4 separate regions of the Mus musculus genome follow, and all the other regions are linked to region 4. Evidence: chromatin loops called from intact Hi-C (ENCODE). Cell type or tissue: heart. All regions are shown on one strand. Each heading gives the region's core, and the rest is flanking DNA. Links, peaks and the distances in the headings are about the cores only. Region 1 overlaps Erp44 (endoplasmic reticulum protein 44). Region 2 holds the start of Mrpl50 (mitochondrial ribosomal protein L50). Region 3 holds the start of Alg2 (asparagine-linked glycosylation 2 (alpha-1,3-mannosyltransferase)). Region 4 holds the start of Erp44 (endoplasmic reticulum protein 44).

Evidence for each region. Hi-C counts contacts between places; a loop is a spot of excess contacts. Peaks named below come from ENCODE experiments on the same cell type or tissue, not always from the same donor. Only the 100,000 strongest peaks of a DNase experiment are listed, where the experiment ranks them.
Region 1: a loop joins it to region 4, with 4 times the contacts of the local background. A loop is called at or near these places in 7 of 42 quality-filtered maps.
Region 2: it touches region 4 in a loop (7-fold over the local background); 2 of 42 quality-filtered maps call a loop at or near these places.
Region 3: it touches region 4 in a loop (2.6-fold over the local background); 3 of 42 quality-filtered maps call a loop at or near these places.

The regions. Positions count from the first base shown.
Region 1 is chr4:48,221,588-48,229,649 of GRCm38, reverse strand. The region is part of intron 4 of Erp44 (endoplasmic reticulum protein 44); the gene reads left to right. Among named protein-coding and RNA genes, the nearest start is that of Mir1958, 12 kb to the right of the region's middle. In heart, for the core only: a CTCF peak has its summit at 4,320 (motif pointing left); no DNase peak of the experiment used is centred there.
Region 2 is chr4:49,516,374-49,524,435 of GRCm38, reverse strand. Mrpl50 (mitochondrial ribosomal protein L50) reads left to right here and starts at 3,353. Exons shown (of 2, transcript NM_178603.4): 1 at 3,353-3,474. The coding sequence starts at 3,383. It overlaps Zfp189 (zinc finger protein 189), which reads right to left and starts at 3,260. Exons shown (of 3, transcript NM_145547.3): 1 at 2,841-3,260; 2 at 1,954-2,038. The coding sequence starts at 2,873. In heart, for the core only: no CTCF peak of the experiment used is centred there; DNase peaks (open chromatin) are centred at 1,655 and 3,285; H3K4me3 peaks cover 3,231 bases; H3K27ac peaks cover 1,484 bases.
Region 3 is chr4:47,468,374-47,476,091 of GRCm38, reverse strand. It overlaps Alg2 (asparagine-linked glycosylation 2 (alpha-1,3-mannosyltransferase)), which reads left to right and starts at 1,725. Exons shown (of 2, transcript NM_019998.3): 1 at 1,725-2,153; 2 at 3,634-6,259. The coding sequence starts at 1,806. The coding sequence ends at 4,533. Sec61b (Sec61 beta subunit) reads right to left here and starts at 1,431. Exons shown (of 4, transcript NM_024171.2): 1 at 1,339-1,431; 2 at 1,083-1,180. The coding sequence starts at 1,341. In heart, for the core only: a CTCF peak has its summit at 2,272; DNase peaks (open chromatin) are centred at 1,451 and 1,751; H3K4me3 peaks cover 2,903 bases; H3K27ac peaks cover 2,194 bases.
Region 4 is chr4:48,275,969-48,284,030 of GRCm38, reverse strand. It overlaps Erp44 (endoplasmic reticulum protein 44), which reads left to right and starts at 4,442. Exons shown (of 12, transcript NM_029572.3): 1 at 4,442-4,647. The coding sequence starts at 4,591. It overlaps Invs (inversin), which reads right to left and starts at 4,271. Exons shown (of 17, transcript NM_010569.4): 1 at 4,056-4,271; 2 at 676-805. The coding sequence starts at 781. In heart, for the core only: no CTCF peak of the experiment used is centred there; a DNase peak (open chromatin) is centred at 4,320; H3K4me3 peaks cover 2,535 bases; H3K27ac peaks cover 1,959 bases.

The DNA.
Region 1 (8,062 bases), core at 1,379-6,378, 54 kb after region 4:
TATCACTGAATTTTGATCAAATCCTACTTACTAATTTTTAATGGATCATACTTTATATTTTGTATCTTAAGTTGTCTGTTCTCCCCCAATATTGCAATTTTTTCTGCCATGTTTTCTTCAGTACATTTCACAGTATGAACATTTCCACTTATGCCCATTGTTCATTTGGAGTTAGCTTTTATATGTGGAACAATATATGAGTTAAAGTGGGTAGGTGATCTGTTGTTGTATTTAGTTGCCAGACAGATCCGTCATTACTTGTTGGCAAAAAACCTCTGCCTCTTTGTCACTAACTGCCTTAGCAGCTTTGTTGAAGTGAACTGGCCCTGTCCTTATGACTCTATTTCTGGTCCTTTTTGTACTGTTGATCTAGTGTCTGCTCATCCTGCATGTTGTGAGTTGTTACAGCTTATGGAAGGTCTTGAAAACAAGCGGTATAAATCTTCCAACTTTGTGCTTGTTTTTTCAGAGTGGCTTTGACTGTTTTAGTGGGATTGAATTTCCATGAATCCTAGAAACAGCTTGTTAGTTTCTAACAACAAAGGGGGATCCTGGGTTTCTAATTAGAGTTAACTGCATTGAGAGCAGTTTGGAAAGTTACTATTGTAGTAATCTTAAGTCTTTTGATCCACAAACATTCTTAATCTTTCAATGTATTTAAATATTTTCAGCTTCAGCAATTTTTTTCTCATTTTCCAGTCTACATATAGTACTTTGATACTCATACAACCTACATTAGACTATTTTACTTTTAGATTGATTGCATGTGCGCACATATGTGTATGTTTTCTTACTTACTTGGCTCTACCGCTGCCATCTTATGTGAGGACTCTGTCAGTGCCCTCAGTATGCTCTGACAGATGTGGCCAGTGCCCTCAGTATGCTCTGACAGATGTGGCCAGTGCCCTCAGTATGCTCTGACAGATGTGGCCAGCTCTCCACTGAGTCCAGGCTACGGTAGTGACTTGTCAGATCTTGGCTCTTTATGGCCATTTAAAAAAATCTTTATTTTTCAGAACCTAGACAATTCCAAGAAGTATTGGTTATATAATTTGTAGAATATTTTTCAGTTTGGGTTTGTCTAGGTTCCTCCCACACCGAGGCTTTGCACATCTTTTTTGAGACTTGTTTTTATTTTTCAAGACAGGGTTTCTCTGTATAGCCCTGGTTGTCCTGGAACTTGCTCTGTAGACTAGGCTAGCCTCAAACTCACAGAGATCTGCATGCTTCTGCCTTCTGAGTACTGAGATTAAAGGCATGCGCCACCACTGCCTGATGTAAGATTTATTTTTAACTATGTCTCAGTTTTTGATACTCTTATAAATGGCTTTGGCTTTTAAATTTTAAAATTTTGCATTTTTTGTTAATATGTAGGGATTAAAATTAACACTTTTGTATTGCTTTGTGTTGAAATTTAATTCCAGCAGTTTTTATTTAGAATTTGCATAGCTTTCTAGTGAAAATAATTGTGCTCTATACAAATAAAGTCAGTTTTCCTTCCTGTGGTCAGTGTCTCCTTACCATATCCTGCACAGACAAGTTCATGTGCTCGTGCTTTGGGATTAACTCTGTGGAGTCAGAGGACCCGTTTCCTAGCAAGGTGTTTGCAGAATCAAGATGTCATCCTGACTCTGCACGACTCACTCTATTAGTCTCCTGTTAGGTATTCTGGGAGTCTGCTCTGGCCTGTCACTGTGCTTCACGCTGTCTGTCTTGTTCTGACTCAACTGCTTCACTCAGACGTCTCATCCAGAGTCATAGTGGTGTGTATTGGAGAGGCTCCTGTGAAAAGTTTCTAGCTAAATGAACTGGTGAGCCTGCTCATTGAGTGCTCATGTGGAGTTCAGCTTGTTCTTACATACATTGCCTCAGCTATGGTCACCACAGTCTTTTGAATTAGCTAGTGGTATTTACTCAACCAGAGCATAAGTGCCAATTCTCTGTAATGACATGTGACTGGTCCTAGAGATATAGCAAAATACACTTGTATGCTGTTTTAACTTCTCTGAAGGGGCAGTGTTAATTATGTGATGCATTATATTGATAAGCATAGCTTACTCTGATGGGGTAGGGAAGGAAGCCTCTCAGGATATGATATAAACTTGAAGGAAAAGTAGTACTTCCGCTGTAAGCTCAAGCTGTGTGGTGACAGGTAAGCGTGTGAGGAAGATCTCACTATGGTGTGGCAGGTATGCGTAAAGGTGACATCTCTCTGAGCTGAATCTTGCACAGTCCATTTGGGGAAATATTTGTAAATGCTATCTTCACTTTTCTAATCAGCCCACTTTAAGATTGATGATGAGGTGAGATTATAAAGTTGAGAAACAACAGAATTACAAGCCAAGCCAGTATAGAAATAAAATGCCATTTAAAAAAAATGAAGCATCACACGGGTATTTTAAAGACGTTCTTGGGAAGGCAGTGCACCTACTCATCTCTAAAAACAGGTGGGGAAGTCTTCTCTAGAAGACTGTTTGTTGGTTTATCTTGAAAATTCATTTCAGTGCATATTCCAGGAGCCACTCACTTGGTTTGCTGCTTGCTTTTCCGTGGAGCTCCTCTCCTACCCACTGGCAACTCAGGCAGCCTTCTGTTCTGCCTTTAACCTCACTTCCTTATGTACCCTTCTTAGTAAGGACATTGTGTGAAAGGTTCAGTTCCGTGCTGAGGACTTGGGAGGTGGAGTAGTTCCACCCAGTCGGCACTTGTGTTTCAGGAATGACCTGCACACACCCTTGTTTATCTCTGTCTGCTCTCCTCTGTGCAGCTGAAAGGGTTATTAGCACATGAGCTGGACTTCCATCAGGAAGCCCACCTACTGTTTCATTTTATTGCAACCCCAATGTAGAACTTATATTTCACTTTTAAGCTCCTAAAATTTTTCATTTGCTATACTCATTGTAGGAAATGAATGAACTATAAGGAAAATAGGGAGAGAAAAAGGAAAATGAAGGCATGACTACTAGAAAAGAAACAGAAATTGAACTCAGTCCCAACTGTCTCTGTCCCCGAGCCGACAGGAACAGGTAGTCTTACTGGTCCTACGGAAGAGCAGGATGTCAGGTCTTGTTTTTGCCATTATTCTGACAGTTTTCCTCCTCTTCTCTGTCTAAAGGACTTGGGAAACTACATCTCTAATCAGGATATATGCTGTTGTGTATTCCTTAGATGGGGTGGCAAGAATCACAGCTTCTTATACTATACCAAGGAACTCCACACTGAAACATGGTTTTGGTGTATATGCTATTTGTTGGGGGTTTTAAGGCTTTTCTAAGAGTTTGTCCTGTGTAGACAGGGGTAATATTGGAAGTAGTTACATTAGTTACAGTGGTAGCAATAAAATAGAAGGCCAGGTGTGGTGGCACTTATGCTCAGCCTCAGCATTTCGGAGGCAAAAGCAGATGAATCTCTGGGTTCAAGGCCAGCCATATAGTTTATTAGCCTACACTGGGGAGTCCAGGCTATGCATCCAGGCTAGGATACATAGTAAAATACTGTCTCGATAAATAAATCAGTAAAATGTGAGCCTTGTAAGACTATGGGCCTCACCTCTGTAGTGATCTTTACCAACTTTGGTATCTAGCAGGTAGACTTGTTCACTTGTGGTAATTGAATAGATGAATGGATTATTGAATGCCCACCAATAACTGGAGCATGACAGGTACACTGGTACTTTAAATTGGTTATCTCAGGTCTCTAACAGTACATGTGAGGAGTTTCTTCTGTACTTTTCCACATCTAACTTCATTGATTATAAGGAACTATTTTATCTCCACATGCAGAAAGTATTGTGTGTCTTACAAGGAAGGGAAATGCACTCAGGATCTCGTGTGACTCATGCCAGCTGAGTCAGCGTTTACATGTCTCCATGCAGTGATTGACTGCACACTTGCCTGTTTGACTGGCTGGAGAATTTGCTTTATTCTCAATTAAAACGTCATTGCTAGTTAAGTAGGTTTTATTCAAGGTCAGCAAGATAAAAACTAAAATATTAATAGTGGTTTTTCTGTAGAGACTAGGAATAGTTAATAATGGTGGCTGGATTACAAGTGATTAGTTTTCTTTATAGTTTTTTTCTAAAAGCATTTGTCAAATATGCATATTTTGTATCTCCACGTATATGTGTGTATGCACATGCTTCAAACATACTTTTGCCTGTACTGCAGAACATGAATCCATGCCATCTGCAGTCTCCTCATTTGAGAGTGTGGGAATAGAATTCACCATTCTGATGTTAGTGCTGCCTTTCCCTATGGAAGGTCCTGTCCGTCTGCCCCTGGTGGGACCAGGTTCTCTACTGACCTCCAGTGGCTACAGTCTGTATGGCATTAAGCAGGGACACTCAGTGTTTGTTGGTCAGTGCAGAATCATCTACCCTCCCATGAGCATTTTTTGGAATGCTCTCTGTCCTTGAATTAGACAATATGCTACCATATGCTCAAGTTACTCTTACCTGTCTGTCTTCCAGTGCTACTTGAACCTTCCTTATTTAAAATTAAGCTTTTATGAGACCTGTACATAAATCCTGCATAAAGAACGCAAAAAATATAATTAGCTCATGTGTGTAAGACAGAATTCTGTTGGTCCCGGTAAAAATAGTTGGAAAATAAACAACTATATAGAAAACCACCCAGCACTGCATTACTCGGGGAAAGTAAGCCTCAAGGTCACTTAATGTTTCTGTCTGGAGTTTTATTTGATGGTGTTTCTTGGGGAGGATGCTTGTTTTAGGGCACTATGGTTTGAGAATAGGAAGAGATACGGAAACAGCAGTTGTCCTTCTCCTGGGTTCTGCAGTGAGAACCTTCTGATGAAACCATATGCCTCCTTGGACTGACCTGGATAATAGTAGTGGGCCATAGCTGGGACAAGAGATGACATACTTGCCCTATTTGGAACCCTCCTGGGTATTGTGAGACAGGTAGGAGGAATTCATCAAGGAAAACTTAGTGACCATTGAAGCAAAGTACATGCTAATTTTCTAGTCATGAAGTTATTAACCTCCTGAAATTTCTAATTCCTTTGACATCCATTTTAACATTTGATCTATCTAGTTAATTTTTTAAAAAGCATTTATTATACCCCTGAAGTCATTCTTTGTTACATTGTTAAAATGTTAAGCTGTAATTATTTTAAAATCACGTTTGGCCAAAGCTTATGAAAAGTCACCTTTATGTCTGGACTTACTGATCAATGTAATTTTAAGGGTTTTTCTTCTTAATAATTAAAAGTTACCTCATTGTGCAGCACACCTGCTACCGTGATGTTTGAGAATTAACTCACTGACTAGTCCCCTAATAGTCTTCAAATATTAGGTAACTTTTTTCTTCATAACCAGATTTTTAAGGCAGCCTGATGGTTATAATGACAGAGTATGGAAACAGGCTCTGGCAGCCTATATCAGGAGTCGGGCAGCAGTTCTTTACAGTACTTCTGTTCCTGCTGGGTGAATATTTTCAAAGTCCAACCCCATAGCTATCTGGCCAAGCTATCACAGACAGGATAGCATTCAAATGCTGTTAATAGAACTGCAGGCCCTCAGGGTCTCTCTGATCTTAGTATCCTCTGCTGTATAAAACCTTTTTCTTTTAGTGTATTAAGTTTTCATTACACTCATTGATTTATCAGGTTTAGAAAGTTAAAAGGGGAAAACAAGAGAGACCAAAACTGTGAATGCAGTTTGGTTAGGTAGGTAGGGCTTGGGGAGAATCTAGGAGAAGTTATGGGAGAGGGGTGAAAATGATCAAAATACATTGTATGAAATTCTCAAAGAACTAATTAAGATGTTATTTTACAAAAAGAAAATTGAAAACATTATATTGTCTCTAGTAGAATCTTTTACTGTTCATTTTCAAACTGGTTCTTAGATTGCAAATTTAAAATAAAACGGTTACTCCTATTAGACTAGTCATTTTTGTGCTAGTCTGTCACAAATCCTTTCTGCCAGACCCTTGGTAGGAGTAAAATAAAGACCAGATATGTTCACCCCTTGCTGGAAACTTAGACACTCACCTCATTTATATTAACTCTGACTATACACTTAAGTTGTACAGGACAGGGTCTTTGTAGGGCTTGATATTTTCAGTATAGATTTTGAGGATTTAGTTTTGGTTTTGCCAATGTGGTGGACAAAAACCTTCATCTGGTAGTTTAATCAATAGCTTCCTGATGACAGCTGAGCATGTTTTTATGTTTATTGGCCATCTGTGATTCATAAATTGAACAATTTCTTTAGTTCACTTATTTTTTTTGATGGTCCTTTTAAAATGCAGTTCTCTTTCTTTCTTTTTATCCATATGATCATTTGTTTCTTGTGTATGTTACAAGTACCTCTCTCCTAGTTTGTCATAAAAACCCATGATCTTGCCAGGTATGATGGTGCATACAAGTTGGTGGATCATGAGTTCAAGGCTAATCTGGCTACATAGCAAATCTGAGGGCAGCCTGGGTTGCATGGTGAGACCCTGTTAAAAAACAACCCAAAATGTATTTAACCTCAAAGTGCTTTCTTGTCTATATGGGACTCCAAAATCTGTCAAGCCTGGTGGCAGTGTGTGATCCTGACTCAGGGTTACAGGTTCCTTGCCTGAGTAAACATTGTCCCCTAAGCACCCCAGGCTAGAGCAGCCCTCCTCTGTTTTCTGCCTGCTTCTCCTCCACACCCACCCTCAGTCTCCTGGGTTGCCCTAGCACTCAGTAAGTGCCCGTTGAGACTATGCTTTGTGTCTTAGGCCCTCGCAGGCTCCTCTGCTGGGCCAGGAGTGTTGTCTGGGAAAGGCTTCATGGCTTCTGTCTCTTTTGCTTTTGCAGGAGTAACACCGAGTCCTAAACTGCAACTGCCGATTTAATTTCTAAAAGGAAACCTCTAGGGAAGAATGTGGCTGTGATCTTGGCTATCTAGAAAGGGTCTTTTCTTTGGGGGACATTTCAGTTTCTTTAGTCATTGTGGCTTTTGTGATTTTTGATATCTTTAAAAATATACTTTTAAAAAATGTTCAATTTTTGCTAGTTATTATAGTGAAGCAGTAGATGTGTGGCAGTGAAGCACCTGCTGTAGATTGGCGTGCTTGTTCTTTAAAATGTAAATATGCCCCTGCCAGCATATTACACTAAAAGTCTAAGCAGACATCAGTGGCAAAAGCTTTTAGTGTTTCATCAAGTTATTTGGTATTTATTTAAATATCTTCTTCTCAGATAAAGGAAGCCATTCACTTCTATTTCTGAAGTGTGAATGGATGTTGAATTTTATTGAATGGTTTTCTGCTCCTTTTGAGGTAATACAATATTTCTTTCTTTAGGGTCTTAGTCTCTCCTTGTGGTTTTAAGTTACAGTTCCCCCATGGTTGGTGGTGGTGGCATTTCCCCCATATACCTACATAGACCTACTTTTGTGAACTATCTATTAAGATCTTTTACCCACTTTTCAATTGAGTTACTTGTATTTTCACAGTATACTTTTTTGAATTCTTTATACATTTTGAGTGTTGACTCTGTTCAGTGTTAACTTACATATATTTTCCAGTCAATAGATTGCCTCTGTAACTCTTAAAAACTGTTCTGTTTGCTTGGTGAGAGCTTGTGTGTGTGTGGTGTGTGTGTGTGTTGTTTTATATATGTGTGGGTTTTTTATTGGTTATTTTATTTATTTACATTTCAAATGTTATCTCCCTTCCCAGTTTTCCCTCCACAAACCCCCATCTTTCCCCCCCCCCTCACCTCTATGAGGGTGCTTCCCCACCTGCCTACCCACTCTGGCTTCAGTGCCCTAGTGTTCTCCTCCATTGGGGCATCCAGCCTCCACAGGACCAAGGGCCTCCCCACTCCCTTTGATGCCTGACAAGGCCATCGTCTGCTACACATGAGTCTGGAGCCATGGGTCCCTCCATGTATATTCTTTGGTTGGTGGTTTGATCCCTAGGAGCTCAGGGGGCAGGGGGGGTCTGGTTGGTTGATATTGTTGTTCTTCCCATGAGGTTGCAAACCCCTTCAGCTCCTTCAGTCCTTGTCCTAACTTCTCCATTTGGGTCCTTGCACTCAGTCTGATGTTTGGCTGCATGCATCT
Region 2 (8,062 bases), core at 1,293-6,292, 1.2 Mb before region 4:
AACAACAACCTAAGAAGTACATGTTGTTACTATTTCCATTTACTGAAGAAAAATGAAAAGATTTCCCCACAGTCACGAAACTGGCAGTGGAAGAGGTCAGATTCACACGTAGGATGTAGGTGGGTGCCATATTACCTCTCATAGATGAGATTTACCATCGAGTGGTGGCAGCCAATGATCTGAGTACAGGGAAGGCCCTCTGAGCAAAGGGTATAGAGAGCAAGGAACACAAGCAAACAGAAAAAAAGCTATAAAGAGCTTTAAACAGATGTGCAGTGGGGGCATGCCTGAAGTCTCAGTAATTTGGGTGACTGGAGCAAGAAGATTGTGAATTTGAAGCCAGCCTGGGCTTTGAAGCAAAAACCTGTCTTAAAACAAAGTCATAAACATCCATAAAAAGGTAGAATAAGGTCCAAAATGTGTCTGAGGAGTCTGAGCAGGCAAGACAAAAATCACAGACATGAGAAGGTAGAGTTGTATAAAATACACAGGAATTAATAAAACCTTGACGGGCAAAAGAAATGTAGTAAGTCACAGAAAACAGCATGAGGGAGCCATTGGTCCAGTTAAGTTTCTTTCTTTCCCCCAAGTTGGGAAGACCATGATATAAATCTATATTAGAACAAGGGTTACTAAGGTAAAGAGCTGGGGCTGTACTTCACTGGTAGAGAAGATGTTTAGCATCAACAAGGCCCTAGGCTCGCTTGATCCTCCAGCCCAGCCTGGTCTATAGAGTGAGTTCCATGCCAACCGGGGCCTCACAGTGAGAACCCGTCTCAAAGAAGTCAAACCAAACCAAACTAAAACAAAAAGAAAACAAAAAACCCTCCTCACTAGATACTTGTAGGACACTGATCCTGCGATGCTTGGGAATCAGGTAGAAGGGGACAGAAGGGACAGATCTTATAAAAGATACATGATTTGAAATTTGCAGAGTAAGTATAGCAATAGTATCAAAGTGGCCAGACAACATGCTGGCAATTAGAAGAGATCTTCACAAGTCGGGAGAACTGAAACCATGGGGGAGACATGAACACATCACGGGACGGAAAATGCATTATGAATGAATTGCTTCAAGTGGAAAGGTGAAGGAAAGACGGAAATGTAAGCTGCAGTTAGGCTCCACCAGGGCAAGAAGCAAGCCTTTCTGGCTCTTTGTTTAGTTGTCAACAGTGGTCAGAGACCAGGATACTGTGTTTTCAGACTTGCTTGTCATAACAAAATTAAGGCCAGAGTCAATGGTATGGAAAGCAGGGTTCCTGAAGTTTACAGGATCAAGACCCACTGCAGCTCACTCAATGACTGGGTTAAGCAGGGTGGTGGTGGTGGGGGGGTGGTAGTGGGAGGTGGTGGGGGTGGGAGGTAGTGGGAGTGGGAGGGTCGTGACAGATGATGATAAACAGGAGCACTGGGGGAAACAGGACTGCTGACCCCACATGAGGACATGCTCCTGGAAGGTGGAAAAATAAATGCTTTGGGACAAGCACTGGGAGAGCTGGGAGAACACTTAACTTCTGCCTCCCAGTCCTGAGACAAAGCAAGAGGAAGGAGGACCCGGGAGAATGAGCAGCCCCCACTTGAAGGTCTGCCAGAGAAGTGGTGTGCTCGGCTCTGTGCCAGCTTTCAGTGTAGGCCGGAGCGGTAAGGAACACTGTGTGATGAGCAGCCCAGGCTCCAGAAGGCAGAGTGAAAAGAGGGTGGGAGGAGAGCCGTGGGAAGATGAACCGGGAAGGAAAGTACAGAGCCAACAGAGCCGTCTGGGAATGAGATTCTGAAGCTGCCAAAGCCAGCCTTTGCTAACAAGGAAGCGAGGGAGACCAGAGTTGTAGAAAGATCCGAATCAGAAGGTTGGGACAAAATAGTGCTGGTGTCAGTTACACTGCTTGACGCATTCTGGGTTTAAGTGTTAGTACCTTATTAGATATTTTAGTTAGAAAAAGCGTGCATTCTTACCCAGCGAGACCAGCTTTCCGTAGCTGTCCATCATGACATCTTTATACAGGCTTCTCGGAGCTGGATCCAGATAACCCCACTCCTCCTGAGTAAGAAACATAGCCATAGCCTCAAATGTCAGCCACTGCTGGAATTGTTTTCTCTCTGTAGTCAGTTCCAGTGGTCTCTCCACTGAAAGTGGGAGAAGTTATTGTCACTTTACCATGCTCCCATTCACTAGGAGGAACACGGTAAGTAAGAGTTCCAAAAGGTGCTCAATTCATGGCACCTCACACTGAAAAGGATCTGGACTGGTCTAGATCCACGCCTTCCAAACTGAAGGTCTTCTCTGCTTTCGTTATTACACACTAATACCACGACTGTTTTTAGTTAACAGCCTTAAGACCACCCCAACGTTCCCTGGCCTCACTGTTCGCCCCAAGCTTCTACCCACACCAGCTTGGGACCCAATTCGACGCAGTTCCATTAGGTTTTCTAAACACTCACCTTGAGTTCAGACATTGTGCTAGCTGCAGAGGACAGACGAGATTTAAAAAAAAAAAAGAAGAAAAGAAAGAAAAAAGTGCCTCACCTGAGAAACTCATAAATGAGATCTAACTTGGAGCAGTCTTAATTTTCCCCAGCCGATTTATCAAGTTACTCTTGAAAAAAAGAAAAAAAGAAAGAAAGGAAAAAAGAAAAAGGGGCCTTGGGGAGTTTGTAAGTGAACTAAAAGCACCTTGCAGCAAGGGGTATGTCCCGCAGCAAGGGGTACACAGGAGTTGACTGGGGTCCTTTCTTAAGAGTTGTAGAAATGGCCAGGAGGGGGACAGGGGAAGAGGTGATGGCGCGGCCTTGCTGTCTTGGGAGTGGCGAAATAACGGAGATCTCTTGAAAGGGCAACTCACCTTTGGCTCCAGCGGTGGGCTTGGGGACGCCATCGCCTCGTTCAGGAATAGCAGCCACACGACATTGGGGCTCTGATGAGGCCTAGATGGCTGTTGGAAATAAGGCTCGGCGAGAAGGGGCTCACCGGATGGGTCTGGTGTGGTCCTGCCTCTGTCTCGGAGCGGTCAAGTTCCTAGGGGCATATCAGACGTTCTGTCTGGCTGTCCTCCAACCCCAAACCCAGTCCTCTGTCCCGCTGCCTAGCCTTAGGGTCTCCCTGTAATATCTCCTCCTTGTTGCCAATTCCTCCGCCTCAAAGTCAAGCTGCACTACTACCGACCACCCCCGGACCAGAAGGCGTTACCCGGAGCCTTCGCGGAACCGCTCCAACTACAACTCCCAACATGCCCAGGGAGCGAGCCACCGCCTTCTTCCGTAAATGGCAAGCGAACTACATTTCCCGGAATGCATAGGTCTGGGCAACGTCAGGGGCCGCTGAAGTAAGCTCTCATCTGATTGGCTGAGTCGGGCACGTCTGGCGCTCTTGGGTTGCTTGTCGAGAATGGCGGCGCTGATCGTGTCTCGGTTAGCAAGAAGAGGCTGGCTGTGGAAGCTTCCCTTGGCAACACGTAGAGAATTTTGGTCTCGATCCAGGTAAATCTGAGTGTTTCTCAATGGTCTAAGTTCCACGTAAGTAATCAGAAGCGGAGGGGACGAGTTCAGAGGGTTAAGATGGGACCCTGGTCCTGAGCCTTCAGGAGTTAGCGTGGAGTAGGGATCCGAGCTAAAAGCTTACGTTTCTGCGATTGGCAGGACCGCTTCTAACGGCAACACGGTGCGCTTTCCCAGATTTCACTGATGCATACAACAAATAGTTTCTAAATGCCTTCCGTGTCTCTAAGTGTGTACCCAGCAGTACTCTCTTTCCCACGCTTTAGTTCCACACGGGAGGGAACTGAGGCCCACTGAAGAGAAGCACGCACATGGTGGATCCAGAAGCCCCGTGACTTAACTGCTTATCCACAGTTTTCCTCACTGCATCCTGTGGGATCTATGTATATTACTTAGATAATATTTAGGGCCTGAAAATTTAACCGCTGGGACCTCAGAGAACAACGAACGTATTAAGTTAGAAGTTTGAATCCTCACCCCATGTATTAACTCTAACCTTTCCCTGGTTAGTGTCAGATGTCCCAAGTTCATTTCTTTTTTTTTTCACTCAACAGATATTTTAGTGTTTACTATATGATAAATATTAAAGATAAAGTGGTTAATTAGACCAAATCTTTGTCCTCATAGGAGAAGGGGGGCAGTTGGTGATAAACTGTTCATTTTTCAGGTAACCGTTCTTTAAGGTGTAAATGGATGTAGTGATGTATATTCACATAGAGGAGAGATTTCAGCAGTCAGGCCAATCCCACCTTTTTACATCCCTTTTTGCGTTCTGTTTGTTTGTTTTGTTTATTGTCAATCATCATAGCTCTGTGTTAGAATTTTAAATCTTGAAGCATAATTTCTTCCATGTTTTTCTTGCTCATGATTGCTGCAGCTATTCGTAATTTAAGATTGCTCTTTATGTCTTTGGGAAAAGCCATTCGATTTTTTTGAGTTAAGTATTTAAGTAGTGCAGACATGGAACAGTCATTGAACATGGACTGTCTCTTCATTTATATGTGTGTTTTCTGTTTCTTTCATGGATGGTTTAGAGTTTTAGAGTATAGATCTTTAACCTGCTTGGTTATTTTTTCCTAAATATTTTTTTCCTGCTGTTATAAACAAACCAGATTTCTTGATCATTTGGGGGGGGGTGATTTATTATTTCTCTAGAGAAACCACTGATTTTATTGAGGATTTATTTTATTTATGTCCATATGTGTATGTATAAATATATGTGTGCTGATACTCTCGGAGGACAGAAGAGGGCGTCAGATCCCCTGAGTTTGGTGTTACAAGAGATTGTGAGCTAGCAGCCTGAGGTGGGTGCTGAGGACTGCACTCTGGAAGAGCAGCGAGTTCTCTTAACTTCTGAGCTCAAAGCTCTCCAGCCCTCGACTTCTGACTCTTTATTAAATGTCTCTGATTGCTATTGACTGGCGGAGGCTTTGTATTCTTTCTTGGTTTAGGGTTATATGTACCTGGGATCTTTAACTGCTTCTTTTAGGTTCTGCAGCCTGTAAAGCTCCTTCTTGTAACTTTTTATTTGTGAAACATCTCTTGTATCGCCGTATATTTCTGATTTTAATTACATGAGGTTTTGAGGTTTTCTGTATTAGCCCTTAGTTTTGTTGGTTTCTTTTTATGAGATTTGTGTCTGCTCTGCTCTTTATGATTGCTTTTGTTTTGCTAACTTTGGGATTTACATTTTTTTCTTTTTTTTTTTTTTTTAGTTTCATGTGGTTCAATATTAAGTTGCTTAAAATCTTTAATGATGTAGTCATTTATTACTATAAATTCACCTTAGTGCTGGCTTTCTTTTTATGTTTGTTATTGTCTTTGTTAGGGTTTCTATTGTGATTAAAATACCATGACCTAAGCAACTTGAGGAGGAAGGAGTGTTAGAAATAAGCGTCACGGTTCTAAATAAATCACACCGTGCAGCAGGTCTCACATGGGAGGTTTATTGGGAGGGGGTCAGAGGCAGCCTTTGGGAGAGTGTGGAAGGAAAGAGAGAGGGGGGCAGGGTGAATAGACACAGCAGGAGCCAGCAGCTACACTGTCTTCTAGAGAGGACATGTCTCTTCTCTGGGTCTGAGAGCTGCCTGTAAAGACACCTGATTGCTGTGAAGTCGCTTCCAGTTGTTCATGGGTGTGCCTGATACTAACAAGGGGTTTATTTTATTTTACAGCTTGGGGTCAGTCCATCATCTGGGGAAGTCAGGCCAGGCTCTCAAAACAGGAACCTTGGAGGCAGGAACTATGTAGAGACCATGGAGCAGTGCTGCATTCTGGCTTGCTTCTGTGTAACTTGCTCTACTTGATTTCTTTTAGCACACAGGACCACCAGACTAAGTGTGGCACCACCCAAGGTGACCTGTGCACTCCCACATTAATTATTAATCATTAAAATACCTCGGGCACAGGCTGGCCCATGGGCCAGTCTTGTGGGGGCCTTTCCTTAAGTGAGATTGATTCCCTTTCCCCAGATGACTCTAGCTGTGCCAAGGTGACAGAAAAGTAGCCAGCACTGTTATGTTATACATTTTCACCCAACTCAAGATATTGTGTCTGTGTGTGTGATTGTGTATGTGTTGTGTGTGTGAAGTTGAGTGTTTTCTTCAGGCATGCCCTGCTTTATAGTTTAAGACATGGTCTCTCATTAAACCTGGAGCCCTATGACTTGACTAGACTAGCCAGCCCTGAGACCTCCTTTCCAGTTTTCTGACTACAAACATGTACACATTCTGTTAATTTTCTCTCCTGGATGCTGAGTATTGAACACAGTCCTGATGTTTGGTTGTTTTGGTTTCTATTGATGAGACTCCATGACCACAGCAACTCAACTCTTTTCTTTTCTTTTCTTTTCCTTTTCTCTTCTCTTCTCTTCTCTTCTCTTCTTTTCTTTTCTTTTCTTTTCTTTTTTCTTCTTTATTGGATATTTTCTTTATTTATATTTCAAATGTTATCCCATTTCCTGGTTCCCCCTCCCCTGAGATACCCTATCCCCTCCCCCTCCCCCTGTTTCTATGAGGGTGTTCCCCCATCCACTCCCACCTCCCCACCCTGCCATTCCCCTACACTGAGACATCCATCAACCTTTCACAGGACCAAGGGCCTCTCCTCTAATTGATGCCCGACAAGGTCATCCTCTGCTATGCTGCTGGAGCCATGGGACCCTCCATGTATACTCCTTGGTTGGTTTAGTCTCTGGGAGCTCTGGAGTCTGGTTGGTTGATATTGTTGTTCTTCCTATGGGGTTGCAACCCCTTTCGCTCCTTCAGTCCTTTCTCTAACTCCTCCATTGGGGACCTCATGCTCAGTCTAATGGTTGGCTGCATGCATCTGCATCTGTATTTGTCAGGCTCTGGCAGAGCCTCTTAGGAGACAGCTATATCAGGCTCCTGAGAGGCTGACCACGGCAACTCTTATAAAGGACAACATTTAATTGGGACTGGCTTATGTTTCAGGGGTTCAGTTCATTATCATCATGGCAGAAAGCATGGTGGCATGCAGGCAGACATGGTGCTGGAGAGTTCTACATCTCTGCAGGCAGGAGGAGAAATAAACATTAGGCCTGGCTTGAGCATTTGAAACCTTAAAGTCCTCCCCCCAAAGACATATTTTCCTCCACCAAGGCCACACCTCCTAATAGTGCCACTCCCTGGTGACCAATCCTTCAAATCTATGGGAGTCATCCCTATTCAAACCACCGCACTTGGCAGGCATTTTACCCACAAAGCCAAGTCTCCGGCCCTTTATGATAACGAGATACTCTGGAAGCTCCTTTGTTATTTCCTCGTTGACCCAACGGTATATTGCTTAGTATTGATACATTTGTTAATATTCTTTTTCTCTTGCCTTTCTGGTGATTAGTTTTTTCCTTTGTGGTCAGTAAGGCTATGTTGTATGATTTTGAACTTCTAAATTCATGAGGCTTCTTCCATGATACAATGTAATCTATCCTAAAAGATGTTTGATATTGGTGTTCTATGTGAATAGCCTAAGCACTGTTTGTTGAACATGTATTATTGAGTTCAGTTATTTTGGTGATTTATTTTTTCAGGCTTGTCCATATTTACTTAGTATGTTTCGGTGCTCTGGTATTGGGTACATGTTTATTTATATCCAATTAAATTGAATTGATCTTTTTTTAATTATCTAATAACCTTTAAAAGTTTATTTGGTTTGATAGAGGTGTAGCTCTTCCTACTTTGTTTTGTTTTCTATTCCCATCGAATACCTTTTTTGCTATCAGTTTTGATTAATGTAGCCCTTGATTCTGAAAAAAAGTTTCTTGTAGACAGCATATAATTAGAGTTTGGTTTTTATTTTGACGTTTTGGTTATGAGCCTTACCTTTAACAAGTGAGCCATCTCTCTAGTCCTCAATTTTTAAATTTTTAGCTATTCTATCTTTTGGAGTGTTGAGTCTTTTACCTGAATTTCATTTTATTCTGAAAGCGATGAAATGTTAGGGAAGGGACTGGAGGACTATGGGGAGGGAGTGAGCCAAAACTCAATAAACAACTCTTTGGAGAATGTTTGTTGAAATAGCGATTAGTTTTCTTCAAAAATGGAAGCTCTTT
Region 3 (7,718 bases), core at 1-5,000, 810 kb after region 4:
GCACATAGGAGGTGAAGGAAGGATGATCTGAGTTCAACCCTAGGTTGTGTGGGAATGTCTAAAAAGAAACTAACTAACTAAAAAAAAAAAAAAAAGAAAAGAAAAGGAAAGAAATGGTAGTAAGCTCAGAATTGCTGGCTCACAGGAGGGAGAAAGGAGAGGCGTGGAATCCCTCTGAAAGCCTTTTTTAACAGGCACCACCAGAAACTTACAGAGAACCTAAGTGGAAGAGCAACTGGAGGGTGAATAGTGGTGTAAATTCAAAGCAGAAGAAGTTGAGGGCTAAACTGGGGGGACAGAAATGGAGGAAAAAAAGTAGTGAGGTCTTCCTATGAAATATGGCATATGACTGTACAGAGAAGACACACCAAATTAAAAAAGATAAATAACTGGAGTTTCTAGATTTCTATAAATAAGCAGTGACATTTAAAAATAAGGAGACCCTGAAGCTGGAAAAGTGGCTGAGAGGTTAAGAATACCTGTTGCTCCTGCAGAGAACCCCAAATCGGTCCCCAGTACTCATATGGTAGCTCACAATCATTCATAACTGCAGTTTCAGGTGACCTCCAAGGACACCAGGCAAGAAAGAGATGCGCGCGCGCACACACACACATACATACACACACACACACACACACACAGGTGCGTGCAATACACACACATACACAAAATAGACTTAAAAAGAAAGACACACACACAGCTGGGATGGGGAACCAGGGTGACAGACTGTGTAAGACACATTTTGTTAAACTGAGTGTGTATGGGACCTCCATATGGAAGACTGAAAGGTAAAGCCTCAGACACACCAGCTTTATGCCAACGCTTTTCCTAAAGTTATTCCTGATCCTAGTCTAATTTACCTTTAACTAAAGTGGTGCGTGCAGCTGATCAAGGAGAGGAAAACCATGCCTCCCTCCTAAAGGGCCTTTAACTAACTAGATGGCCACGTCAGCTCGGGCTCACTCGGCCCCTATTAATCTTTCCATCCTGGAACTCCTCCTTCCAGCAATGCAATGCAACCCTGGGTACCTAGCCTCCTCCAGCCATAACCGGGCGTCCCCCGCAAGCCCCCAGCCACTTACCTCTGCCGAACAGTGGATCCCGCAGCCCGTGCGGCCACCGCTTTGCTGGGAGAGCGGCCAGAGGAGCCCACGTTGGTGCCACTGGGCGTTGGACCCGGCTGCAGAGGGAAGCAGACAAACAGTGAACATCGCGGGTCAAATCCTCTTCACACCCCCGACCCCACACCCACCCGAGAAGCTGGGAAGAGCAATGAGGTCCCAGAAAGGAAGACCAAGATAGGGGCTAGTGCACCCCATGGAAGCGGGGACCGCGCACCATGCTGATGCCTAAGAACGGTGGGCACAGGAGGCAGGAAGAGGGAAGTCGTGAAGTTGCCGAGCACTCAGAACTCTCGTAGATACAGGCTCTGGCACCGCCCCCCGGCCGGCTGGCAGGGCCTTCGCAGACTCTTGGATGACTGGGCTGTCCTGAGATATGCCTGTAAAGATTACGCCGACAACAACTGGGCCGTGTGAAAGTACAGCCCTTTCGCTTCTTTTATGTAATTTATTTAGCGTGCTTAATATGGTCAAACATCACCAAATTGCAAGCTTTGGACAGGTCCACATGAGAAATTGAGTCAGGCATTTTCTTAGCGCCCACAAGCTTATCGCTGATGTGGCCTAAACTAACGCAGGCGTAGTTGCGCTGGCTCGGCTTTCAGTAGCCAGAGGGGGCCAGGGGCGGAGCTTGCAGGAGCTTGCAGAAGCTCGCGCGGAGAGCGCAAGCGCGGCTCATCTACCATGGCCGAAAACCTGTACCGAGCCCGTTCCCGGGTTTACAGCCCATCTGTGCTGTTTCTGCACCCAGACATGGGTATAGGCGGAGCCGAGCGCCTAGTGCTGGACGCGGCGCTGGCGCTGCAGGAGTACGGCTGTGATGTGAAGATATGGACCGCGCACTACGACCCGAACCACTGCTTCATCGAGACCCGCGAGCTCTCGGTGCAATGCGCAGGGGACTGGCTGCCTCGCAGCCTGGGCTGGGGCGGCCGCGGCGCCGCCATCTGCTCCTACGTGCGCATGGTCTTTCTGGCGCTCTACGTGCTGTTTCTCTCCGGCGAGGAGTTCGACGTGGTGGTGTGCGACCAGGTGAGGCCGCCACCAATTCTTGGCTGGGGGGGGGGGGGGGGGGCGGCGCCGAGAGGGGGGGAGGGACCGCTGTTCTAGGTTTTTAGGAACTGTCCAGCAGGAGTCCCCAGGGAGAGAACGGCCACCAATTTTAGTATGGATAGACCCTTTAAAATGGCAGATCTCAGGGACATCTCTCCCCCGCCCCCTTCCTTTCGTTGAAGATCCTTGAGGTAGGGCTTATGTGTCTGCATTTTAAATGTTTAGCCTTGGGACTAAAATGATTGGATCCAGGTGGTTGCTGGCATTAAAAGACGACTTCCGGCCACACCTTGTATGTGACTCAATTTACTCTTCTTTCTTCTCCGTTATTCCTTTGTCTCTGCTTTCAGGTCCCATCCATCCCACCCTTCCAGTCTTTCTAATACTGCCATTCCAGTACTTAGCAGTGCCACGGATTAAAGTCAAGCTAAACATATCGTTTCCCCATTAGGGTCCCCATTGGTCTTTGGAGAAAAATCCAGTTATTTTGTCTATACAAGTGTCTGAGCTTGCATATCAAAACCAGAGGTCAGCTAATATTCACCTGAACATTGGAGTCAGGCTCTCTCACTGAACCTGGAACTGAAAGATTGAGCTAGACTTTTGGACAGGTGTGCACTGCCATACCCAACATTCCTGGAGCCAACCCTCAGTCCTCAGTGTTTTTTTTTTTTTAATTAAGAAGTAACATTTACTCAGGAGTAAAAGTTCAAATAGGAAGTATAATGTAAAAATTCCCTGTCCCCATCCTTGAGAGGGCGAGCCATTGTCAACAGTGTCTTCTGCATCCTTCCAGAAGTGATGTGTGGCCCTGGTAGTATATGTGTCTGTTTCCTGCTACATCTTATATGTACACAGCTGGGATCCAGTTTACCTGCTGTTGGACTTTTTGCTTTTGTTCTGCAAAAATTTGAAACATCTTGCTTATTGATATTCAAGATCCACATCAGTCTCTTCAGTGACTGGAAAGTCCCCTGTCCTGTAAATATTTCAGTCTTCCCTAAAAGACACTAACATTGCTGTGTGTGTGTGTGTGTGTGTGTGTGTGTGTGATCCTAGGTGTGACACTAGATATGACATCCTAATACTGCATTTATTTCACTTCTTACAGTCCTCTGAGGAATCTCCTGATAGTCATGGTCATTGTAAATGTCAGTAACAGTTTCCAGCCTTTACTTACAATGATGTCACCTTATTCTTCCAAGGTCTATACTTGGCTACCCAGTGCTCTTATCTAAGCTGACATGTGGAAATAGCCACAGTTGCTCCAGGGAATCTTTAATTATGATCCTGAGTTGCACTGAACCACCCTGAGGAAGCCGTATGTTCATGGTTAATGCAGACATTTACCCAGGTCCTATGGATTCAGTAATACCAGGCAGCTAGTCAACCAGGAAAAGGCTTATGGCCAAGGAGGTTAAGGCGACCAGTCACTTATCTACTGTTTTACCTTGGTTAGGTGTCTGCCTGTATCCCGGTGTTCAAACTGGCCAGACGGCGTAAGAGGGTCCTATTTTACTGTCACTTCCCAGATCTGCTGCTTACTCAGAGAAATTCAGCTCTGAAGAAGTTCTACAGGGCCCCCATCGACTGGATCGAGGAATACACCACAGGCATGGCAGACCGCATCTTGGTCAACAGCCAGTACACTGCTTCCGTCTTTAAAGAAACCTTCAAGACCCTGTCTCACAGAAATCCTGATGTGCTCTACCCATCTCTGAATATCGGCAGCTTTGACTTGGCTATTCCTGAAAAGATAGATGACCTCGTCCCCAAGGGGAAGCAATTCCTGTTCCTCTCTATCAACCGATACGAAAGGAAGAAAAATCTGCCCTTGGCACTGAGATCCTTGGTGCAGCTTCGGAATCGGTTACCATCTCAAGAGTGGGATAAGGTTCATCTCTTCATGGCCGGTGGTTATGACGATAGGATCCCGGAGAACGTGGAGCACTATAAGGAGTTGAAGAAAATGGTCCAAGAGTCAGACCTTGAGCGTCATGTGACCTTCCTGCGGTCCTTCTCGGACAGACAGAAGATCTCACTCCTCCACGGCTGCTTGTGTGTGCTCTACACTCCGAGCAACGAGCACTTTGGCATCGTCCCTCTGGAGGCCATGTACATGCAGTGCCCAGTCATCGCTGTTAATAACGGTGGGCCCCTGGAGTCCATTGTCCACAAGGTCACGGGGTTCCTGTGTGAGCCAGACCCAGTGCACTTCTCAGAAGCCATGGAGAAGTTCATCCACAAACCATCCTTAAAAGCCACGATGGGCCTCGCTGGAAAAGCCAGGGTGGCGGAGAAGTTTTCAGCTGATGCATTTGCAGACCAGCTGTACCAGTATGTCACGAAGCTGGTGTAGTCAGGAGAGTACAGTGTAGAGTCTGTATGCTACATGCACTGCGATCCCTCTTATGGGTTGTAGAAACGCCTTTGAAACCAAAAGAAAGGGGGAAACAAAGGAGCTAGAATCTAGTGCTAGTGAGATTTTCTTTTTTAAGTAGACTTGAGTCTTGAATGTGAGCCACCTGTCCACCACACCTACCTGTCATTTCTGAAATATTCTTAATGCTGTAATCATTCCGTATCTCGTGAGTGTTGTTGAAAGTATGGTAGGAATCTGCTGCTAGCAGACTATTTTAACTCTATTTTCCTGGATTATTGTTCCTTTATATATAAAGGTTTGATCATCCAGTGCCTTAATTGGCTTTAGTAGTGTAGGTCTTACCATTGTCACAGTCAATTGATTTGACTTCAGAGCGTAATGGGAACGAGGCTGCTGCAGCTCCCAAGCTCGGTTTACTTAAAGTGTTCTCTAGTAGCTGCTAGAAAATTTTTGTTAGAATTTTGGCTGGATCTATAACAAGAGTACTCAGTATTATTTATTGTTTTGGTTTTTGTTTTGTTTTGTTTTTTACTGCAACTTGACAATAAAATATGTTTGGCATCAGAAGAGAATAGAACATTAGATCTGAGCCCGATGCTCTGACTTCATCTTGTTAAATACATAAACCTGAAGTCAGAAGACTAGGATAAATGAGATAGTTTACATGAAGGAACACCATCACACATGTTTTGGCCTACCGTGTCACGCTTGGCCTTATTCCTTTGAGCCTGTGCCAGAACAGTGTATTGAGGCAGGGAGCAAAGACAAAAAGGGTCCCATATCCCTTTCTAGAAAATATCCCTTGATGACCTGATTCTCTTCCACTAGCCCTCACTACTAAAAGTCCTGTCACCTCCTAGTGTGGCTCTCAGTGTGGGCCGGGGACCAGGCCTCAGGGCACAGGCCTTTGGGAACTGTATTAGAGTTCTCTAAAATAGCAAACAGCACTTAACAGAATGAATTCCCAGAAGAAGAAGAACAAATGGCGTACAGGCTTCTGTCCAGCTAATCCAACAATGAACAGAAAGTCCAGAAATCCAGTAGTTGTTCAGTCCAGGAGGCTGAATGTCTCAGCTGATCTTCAGTATACACTGGAATCCCAAAGTAGGCTCTGACGCCGGTGAAGGGATGGACTTGCCAGCAAGGTAAGGACAAGCAAGCCAAGAGCAAACGCTCCCTACTTCCATGTCCTTGTATAGGCTGCCAGCAGAAGGCATGGCGCAGACTAGAGGTACGTTTTCCCACTTGAAGATCAGAATTAAAGGAAGACCTGCCAACTTCAAGTTAAGCAAAAATCCCTCCCAGGTGTGCCCTCCATTGTTAGATTTTAGTTCAATCCAGATGGAGTCAAGTTGACAACCAAGAATGGCCACCACCGGGGACACTCCGCATCTGAACTATATACTAAGCTTCATATTTCAGACGTGTTTCTTAATGTTGTTGGTGTCTCCAGCCCTCGTAGTGTTTGTATCGTATTCTCTGCAGTTTAGCATGCCAGTGTTTCCTGTCCTTCACGTAAATGCCTTTGTGTGAAGCTTGCTTGACACCCCGCCCCCACCCCACCTCTCAACTCCCCTATCCCTGTGACACTGCCCAGTAATAACTGTTCGTTGTTGTTTACCTGTTGCTTGTAAGTGCAAGTATTAAAGCAATTTTAAAGCTAAATTCACCTGTAAGAATATAATAAATATCTGTAATCAGATGGTCCAGTTTATGGTTGCGAGCACAGAGCCGAACAGCCTGCCGGACTTAGAGGGCAGTAATCTCTGCTTAACACCTCACTTCTTCATCTGCGAAGTGGGGTAATTGCCCTGTCACGCTTCCCTGGAAGGGTGATTGTGACAGATTTCATCAGTAGACACAGTGCAGAAGAAATACATGGTATAAATGTTAGCCACTACCTTTAGAGGTTAAAACGAACTAGAAGTTCCATGTGAACTCAGGCCACAGGGAGAGACCACTTTGTTGAGGCTCCATAGAGCTGTAGTTTTAGTTTAAATCTGTATCTCAAGAGCATTTTTCCAGGCACGATACCAAAAGGAAGCTTCACAAGTAAGGATGGGACGCCTGGCTCTGGAATTTAGTTTCTCTAGTGTTTTGGAAGATCCAGTAAAGTAGGTCTTCCCAAGTCTGTGGTTTGGTTCATACATTGGAGAATTAGAGCCTTTCGGGCAAAACCTGACCCTTTTTCAAAAAAGCTCTGACCCTTTGATTCAAGACCGGTAGAATTGGTCACATATCTGTGGTAAGGGCTTACTCACTGCAAGCACAAAATCTATTGCTGCTTATGAGCGTTTATCATTCTAAAATGAACTCTGGGTTCCTGGCACTTGTCTTCCTTGTCCTGAGCCCGTGGGATTACAAAAAACTTCCCAGGCGTAGACAGACTGCAGAGTCCCACCTGCTCTGAATGACTTGACTCTAGGCTCCTAGATAAACAGCTAACGGTGGAGCTTTCCCCACAGGGTGTCCAGAATTTGCAAAATTGCATTCAGTAGAGAAATAGCATGGACCACAGAAACTGACTTGTGGCCTCATCAGTAGTAATTCTAGCATTAGGGAACCACTTCTCAGCGTGCTGCCCGAGATGCATAGTAGACATTCATTTAATCCTCATATGAAATCCAATGCCCCCTTGTGGATCAGTGAGGGTAAACTATTTGCTTTATCACAGCCTGGAACCCCACCCTACCTGCTTCAGTCATCAAGTTCCATGATTGTCTGCCTCGAACCTCCCTCCACAGCACTGCTGCCATGCTTGCTTGGGCCCCTTGTTACTTACCTCTTGATCTTTGGGTGGTCTGAGCTTGGTCTAATCCTCCATCATCTTCAAAGGCCCAGACAAATGAAAGCCACAACCAAGTGTGCACAGTTGGAAAGTATCAGAGGCAGGCTTCAACCCATCTAGCCTCTAAACCTCAAGACTGGCCAGGATTTCTCAGTTAGCTTGAGACATGAATACCACGCCCCTCATACATGCACACCCAGTTAGGGTGAGGATGGCCTTACACACAGAAGGTATGAACTTGCTCAGTGGCAGGCTGCATTATTACTGTTCTTCCTCCCTCATAATGTTCCCATGGCCTCTGAACCTTTCCCTGTGGTATAGAGCTCACCCTCAGTGGCCATAACATCCTTCAAAGGCAATTACAAGTACCTCG
Region 4 (8,062 bases), core at 2,004-7,003:
CTTTCTTGTCCAAGCACTGGAATAAAATATAACTACTATATTTTTAAATGTTTAAGTGTATTATAAATTTAAATGATCAATAAACTCCCTAAGAACAGAGTTGTTTTTATTAGTTTGCATTTCTTTGTTATTTGTATATGTAACCACGTACATGCAGAAGCCAGAAGTCAGCACTGGGTCCCATCTTCAATTGCTCTCTACCTTTTTCCTTAAAAAAAAATTACATTTATATATTCATTTGATATTTGAATGTGTGTGTGTGGTATAATACCCATGCAGCAGTCAGAGAACTTGCAGGAGTTTTGTGTGTGTGTGTGTGTGTGTGTGTGTGTGTGGTATAATATCCATGCGGCAGTCAGAAAACTTGCAGGTGTTGTTTTTCTCCTTCCACCAGATAGGTCTCAGGAATCCAACTCAAGTCCTCAGGTTGGCAGCAAGTACCTTCACTTGCTAAGCTATGTCACAGGCACTGAACCTTGAGTTCATCAATTCAGCCAGGCTGACCAGTCATGAGTTGTAAAGATCCTCCTGTCTGCCTCACATCAGAATTGGCATTACAGATATACCACACTGGCTTCTCAGCTCAGGTCCTCATGCTTGTGCGGCAGACAACTTTACCAAATAAACCATTTCTCCAGTCAGACACAGCATCTAAGTTTACAGGGGACTGCTTACCAACAATGAGTCTCTGAAGGGCACCTTTATCTCCATTAACTGCAGCGGCATGAACCTGAGATGCTAATGAGGACCCCGTAGAGAGTACATCCTCGGATATGTTCATAGTTTTCTCCACAATCCTAGTGACCTGAAACAGAAATTGAGTACAGTGAGTACAAGCAGAAATACTTCTCAAACCTGTCTTGTGAGTGCCAAATATGATTTATTATAGATATTTAAATAGGACTTAAAAACTCACTCCTACTTCTACAACTGCTGACATGGCAAATTGGATGGCTTCTGTACAACTTGCTTAACTATAGATTAGAAAATTGGGCTCTTTAGAGATCTTTCTCAAGGAATGAGAAAAGATGACATTTCCATTAGGCATAGAGTTTAAAAGTCACATTGACTTCTAAGATTAATACATTCGAAGGTCATATGATTCCATACAATACTTGTTGAGGTTAGCCAGCGTCCTGCTTTAAGTTACTCCATATTGAGTAAAATGGAGGGTTTTCGGCCTGTGCCTGGTCCTGAGACACTCCACTTTATTAGCTGCTTTTGAACTCTGTTTTGAGGGTAGATGATGACTGTGCTCTTGGATGGAAGTAAAACACTAACTCCTGCCCAGCTACCACTGAAGCACAGACTGATCAATGACTTACTCCTGAGAACAGAGAGGGCGGCATCCTATACACTTTTCAAGGTATACTGAGACCATGGGAGGATATGAGCATATTAAAATCATACCAAGGAAGCCACTTACTGGACATGTCAGACCAAGGGTGGGTTGTAACTTCCTAACCATGGGGTGGAAGACACCCAGCAACGCAGGGGCAATGACCCCCCACCAGACTATCTTCTGAGTTCTAGTGGATGTGTGCACTAAGGACTGGCAAGCACAGTTCTTAGCTTTCCTTGAGGGTCAGCTGGGTCCCTGGGTGTTTGACTTGGCCTACTTGACTGCTATCTGCCCATCCACCTATGAGCCTGTCTGGACCCAAATCCACTATTCCTCTTCTAATCTGGTTCTGTCCTCTTGTTTCTGCAGCCAACTACATCTTTGCCCTCTACCCTGACTCTCTTGTGGTCTGATTTGAACAGCCAACGGCTTGCTCTAAAACTGTTTTAGGGTTGTTACTTATCAAGACAGAATATGCTTGAATTTTTGATCAGCCCACTCCTGAGCTTGCACTGTCATAGCTTCTTTACATTGTATTCATTCTATAAACCACATATCTGCATATTTACTGTGTGCCATTTTGATATGAGAGTTAATAATAGTAATTGAGATCAGAATAAAAAAAAAAACAAACTACATATGCCCTGGCCAGATTACCAAAGTAGGTGGGATTAGCTAGCAAAAGGCTACCATTGGAACCATTATACTTTGTGATTTTATTGTCATTTACTAAAATCTGACATTGTAGAAAGCCTTAAACATGCTTGCATATGTTTCTGACGTAGTTCTTTCGAAACTGACAAGGATTATTGAATTGTTCTAATTTAGAAAATAGTAAATTATAGTAAAGGTTAGCTTTTCATTTAATTTGCTGACAATGTTAGTAAACATCTGGCAAAAAAAAAAAAAAACAAAAAACCAGAAGTGTTGGGAGCCACTTCTGTTTTGTCTGAGCATGTCTGACATGGTAGAACGAAGAGTGTCATGTAGGATTGTAGCAAAATCACTTGAGAGACTACAAAACAATGAGTGAAGTGAAAGTAGACTACATTTGAGTTCCTGGCTCAGTTGTGTTAATGATCACAGAGTGTCTTTAGATCTTAGTAAATATGAAAAATTAAAACGGTTAACTGTTTATTTAACAAGTAGAGTGCCAACTATTCTAGGTACTGTTCTGAATTCTAAAACATCATTGTGGATCCAACGTGAACAGAGTTTTAGGCCTGCTAGACCACAAAAAAACCTTACTTGCTACTTTGAAAAATGTTAAAATAGTTATTTCTATTTCTTTAATAATTATATTGCTTAACCACAATTCTAGCAGTCAGCACAGTAATAGGTATTCAGCTGGTGCTAAGTGAAAGCTATGAAATGTCATGGGTGAGTCTCAAGTCCAAAGGGTAAATCAGACCAAAGTTTAGCTTCAGGGAATAATGAGTTCTGTTCTTTTCTTCCTTCCTTTCTTTTCTTTCTTTTCTCTCCCTTTATTTTTTGAAAGATAGGGTCTTGAAATTCAAAGACTAGGTTGCCTGGGAATTTATTATGTAGCCCACACTGGCCTTAAACTCCTGATCCTTCCATCTCAACCTCTCAAGTGCTGGGAGGACAAGCATATACCACCATAACCAATCCTACTGTTTATCAATTTCTTATTTTAATGAAACTTGGGTTTGGTCAGAGAACATGATGAATGTTACATTGATAAGGCCACTGCCTTAGGAAATAGTGGGTTTAAGTATTGGCTCCACTACACTTTAATTTTGTCTCCCTGGGAAAGCCATTCCTCTAGGTGCTGTTGCTAGTTCTTCATCATTTTCTTCTTCTTCTTCTTCTTCTTCTTCTTCTTCTTCTTCTTCTTCTTCTTCTTCTTTCTCCTCCTCCTCCTCTTCCTCCTCCTCCTTCTTCTCCTTTAGCAGAGATGCTCATTTCCTTGTTGTCCCCACCCCAATAAATAATTTTTTATAGAAAGAAATCAAAGCCACTTTGTTAGTGCTTTAAAATGTATCATCATCATTAAATAATTATAAAATAAGCCTGTGCAATAAACACTCTAATTACTGCTATGCAAACGTAGTGGTGCTGAGCTCACACACAGAAAAAAGAAATTCTGCTTAGGAAGAAAGATTTGGTGACTGTGACAGATGTCAGGGGAATCAAATGTCAGAAGTGGTGACACTTGAGATGGCAAGCCAGAAAGAAAAAGGGTAAGGCCACTTCAGGCAGCAGGAAGGCTGAAGCAAAGAACTGGAGTAGGGAGAATCACAAATGAAGAATGCCTCCTAAGTAGTGATGATGTGGCTAACTTTCCAGGCACGTGGATCTAGCTGGATGTTCACAGAAGATTCTGGAAAGCTACCATACACCAAGTTAAAATCCTTTATTACTTGGTTACTTCGTAATTGTACTGTAAGAAGTGGTCACGGCCACTTGGGCACTGCGCTTTACAGTTTACAGCATGCTTTCCCATCCCTGTTCTCTTCGTTTCACGGACCCTCTGAAACAACCCTGGGTAAGTGATTGACCGAAGCCCCAGTGGTGATTCTCCTTATATAACGGAGGAAGTAGCACAGAAAGAAGAGGCAGCAGCTTGGAGGCCAGGGATGGAGGCTCAGGCCACACCTCAGATCAGGCGGGCCAAGAAAACGCAGCAGCAGCCCGGGGCGGTGCTCTCCATCCTACCCGAGCCGCCGATGCTGGACCGCTTCCTACTCACCCCTGACTCCAAGAATGGCGTCCCGGGGCCGCCCCAGGAGGCACAACCCTCACGGGGCCGCCCCTACCGCCAAGCCAGGCCACTGCGCCCACAGGAACAGACCCCAGGACACTAGAGCCCGGGAGCTCTGAAGAAGTAGCCTGGGGCTCCAGGCTGCACAGCCCTCTGGGAATTGTAGTTCCCGTCCCGGAGGCACAGAGGTACGCGGTCCCTTCCAATCCCGAAGAGCCCCGCGCACAGATGGCTTGGCCGTCGTGGGCACAGGGCTTACTGGGAAAGAGAGTCCCAGCTCTCCGATGACATGGTCAATGAAACTACAGTATGGACTACATTTCCCGACGTGCTTCGAGATGGGCAGGACCCGGAAGTGAGGGCGTGAGAGGCCTCTCTGGAAGTTGTCCCGGGTGTTCGCCGCTGGAGCTCCGGGTCGAGAGGACGAGGTGCCGCTGCCGCCGGCCCCGGAGCCCAGCCCTTTTCTAGCCCGGTCCAGTCCCAGCCGCCACCTCCTGACCCCGCCGTCGACCCCGTCGTTACCATGAATCCTGCGGTCTTCCTGTCTTTAGCAGACCTCAGATGCTCCTTGCTGCTCCTGGTGAGTGTATGTCGGGGTGACAAACCCTCCGACTGTGTCCCTGAACGCCTCCCGCCCTCCGCGAGGGGGAACGGTGCAGCCCCCTGCTTGCCTCGACTCTCCTCCGCTGGCGAGGCGTGCACCCCCGGGCACTACCTTCACTTTGGCCGTTCTTTTGGCTCCTTAAGCCTGCGGTCCACAAGGCCTGCGAAAGCACAGTCAGGGCTTGGAACCTGCAAATAGGAGAATTCGCCTTGGGGGGAGTGAGTGATCCGTGGGAGGGAGGTCACCGCTGAGGCCCCTGGAGTTCGTTTCAGTTTTGTGGACGTTGAGGACCTGCTTGGGGCACCAGAATCCTAAGGGACCTAGGGTACACCTAATGTTTTCTCCCACATGGAGGGGCGTTAGAAGCCGACAGGTGTTGGGGTCGTGTGAATCTCTCTCTGGATCCTTGAAACCGGCTGGCAAAGCCCTCTGTTGTGGCTTAATGTGATTGGTTGGAAACCCGGAACTGGAGTCTGGTTTGGTGTCGACTGGGAGAATAGGAATTTGAAAAGGTGGAGGATGTGATTATCTGACAGGCTCTGCTAGAGCCTCCTGCTAGCCTTGTTGCAACCTCTGCACCCTAGAAGCATACATAAATCTTGGTCAGTGCTCTGAACTGGAGAATAACCAGCTCTCCTGCATACCTAGGTGCTTGGTACTTCCCTGCCTGCCCAACACCATCCCATCTTAGAAAAGAATCTTCCCCCAGTTCTTCTTCTGAAGTCTATCTTGAGTATGCAACTTACTTGGCCTCTTCTTAAGGTCAAATTGAGACAAAAACTGAAGGTCTAACTCCATATGTGAACATGAGAGGAATTTAATTGGACCGTAATGACAGCATTTGAGAATACTTGAATTGTGGTAGATTCTTAGAAAGCTAAGATTAGCATCATTGAATATAAATTACTTTCTTCACAGCTTAAGAATAATAATTAACTTGCAAGAAGCTGTGTAGTTGGTTACAGGCGAAACTGAGTCTAGAAATAGATTTCTTAATTTGTAGTGTGTATTCCCCCGTATCACATAAAAAGTTTAATGTCTGCACTTAAAATACTTTTCATTCTCATTATGGCTTGAAAGCCATTTTTTAAAAAGCTATATATAATACTCTGCTTTTTTCAAAATAAAGTAGTGTAAACTAAATGAAATGAAAATAGTTCTGAAGGCTACAGTTGTGTATAAACGAGGCCACATATGTCTTCTTAGCACTTGTAAGTATATAGCAGTAAATTACTTCTATATAGAGGATCTCTCTCTCTCTCTTCTCTCTCTCTGTCTGTCTCTGTCACTCTCTGTCTCTCTGTCTCTCCCTCCCTCCTCTCTCTCTCTCTCTCTCTCTCTCTCTCTCTCTGTGTGTGTGTGTGTGTATGTGTGTTATTATGTACTGTGGCACCTTCTAGAACTGTTGCATTAATAAGAGGCCATATACTTCTTAAGGATACTAATTACTAATCTTTTCCTCAGCCTTAAAAAGAGTTGTCTGTTAGAAATTATTTTTAGGTGACTGAGAAGTTCAAAGATCAACATTCTTAAGAAATTGAAACATTGAAACATTTCTGTAGGAAAATGTCACTAGAGCTAAGTTTAAGAAGAGTGAGGTCCAGGGCAGCCAAGGCTATACAGAGAAACCCTGTCTCAAAAACCAACAAACAAAACCAAACAGAATGAGGACATTTATTTCTAAGTAACACAGACTTTTTCTAGAGAATTTATCAACCCTGTTAAATACCTAAGTGAAGATTTCTTCTCCAATAAAGCCTACATTTTCCTAAAGTCTAGTTAAAAACACATTGTGTGTTTGTCTTTCCAAGCAAAGATAGATGATAGGACCAGAAGAAGCCCAGAAGCCATTTCAGAGAACTCCTGTGAAGATGAATGGTCTGAAAGCAAAGCCTCAGAAGTTCTCATAAACCAGAAGCACAAGTCAAGTTAGCGCCCATGTGAGCATAGTATTTGCTTACTTAGTTCTAATCATTTTAAACTCGTCTTAAACTAGCTTAGCAAATATTCATAGAGCATTGGTTTAATCTCAACAGTGTGTAGCCTGTCTGACTGCTAATTCAGTCACAGTGACGGAACCTGCTTACTCAGTATCCCACCTGTCTAATGAATAATCCTCTGAGTTCCCTTCAGGCTTCAACTTGATGCCTTTCACAGGCAGACATAGAAAACTCCAGCTCCCGTTTAGCTTAGGTCATCATTTTTTCCCTTAAGTGGTTGGCTCTCAACATCCATATATCCTCTTACCATAGTAAGAAGCACTCTACCTCAGTTTTAAAGACCTACTAAGACCTTCTTAAATATGTAGGGATCATAAAATAATAGCTGAAGTTATAACACTAAATTTCAGGAATCAAATGACAATTTTTTTCCCCTTATCTCAAAAGTATTCTAGGGGGAAAAAAAGTATTCTAGACTACATCACTGTATGCCTTGAAAGCCTTCCTGCATGGGCATCAAACCACAGACTCTGTGATGACTCTTTCATTGAGTGCTATTGGCCCTCTCTCCTTTGTGTCAGAGACAGGTTGCTTGAGAACTGAAGCGGTTTCTTTTCTGCTTACCTTCCCTAGCTTGTGCTCTCTGCGCTGGTCGTGTGTAAGTTTTGAAAATGTGAGGTAAGAGAGGGATGGATAAATCTGAATGGAGTTGTGTCAGATATTCTCTGTTAACTTTAGAGATTTTAACCCTTTATTCCAGTTGTTTTATTGACGATGTCATCTCACTAATCTCTTGATTCTAAGACTCTAGGTTGTTACTAGCTCTGGTAGTCCTGGGCTTCTATAAGCTAATACCTTCATTACTGTTGCTTTTGTTTTTTTATTTTTCTATATGTATAGGAAGCCAAGAAAATAGTACCTGGTTTAGGAAGCTAAGTAATTAGAGAGCTAAGTAAACACTGGTAGAGTCTGCTGAGTTTAATTTTTAAGATTTTTGTAGGTGTCAGTTTTAGTCATTAATGTCAACAATAAAAGTGTTCAATCTTCAAAAAAATACTATTGGAAGCCCTTAATTAGATTCATAGCAGGTGGGTTATTTATCCTTTTTATATAACTTTTTAAATGTAACCTATGGGTTACACTATGGGCTGCTCTTTAAAATTAGTTGAGACAGTTTTAATAAAACACAGTTCATGGGTATCCTGGATTCTGTTCTCATCTCAGAACAGACAAATAAACAGCAACACAAAGTTGCTTGGGCTGTACCCCAGTTATATGTCATAGAGTCCAGGCACTGGTTTAATTTCCCCCCGAAACACTATTGTGACACTTACAAATGTATTCAGATACTACTTGATGTTAAATATTCCTAATTGTGTCTTATTTTAAAAACTGGTCACTCAAATTGGAACCACATGAGCTCCATGCATGCGAGTTGGTTTCTGTGTCTC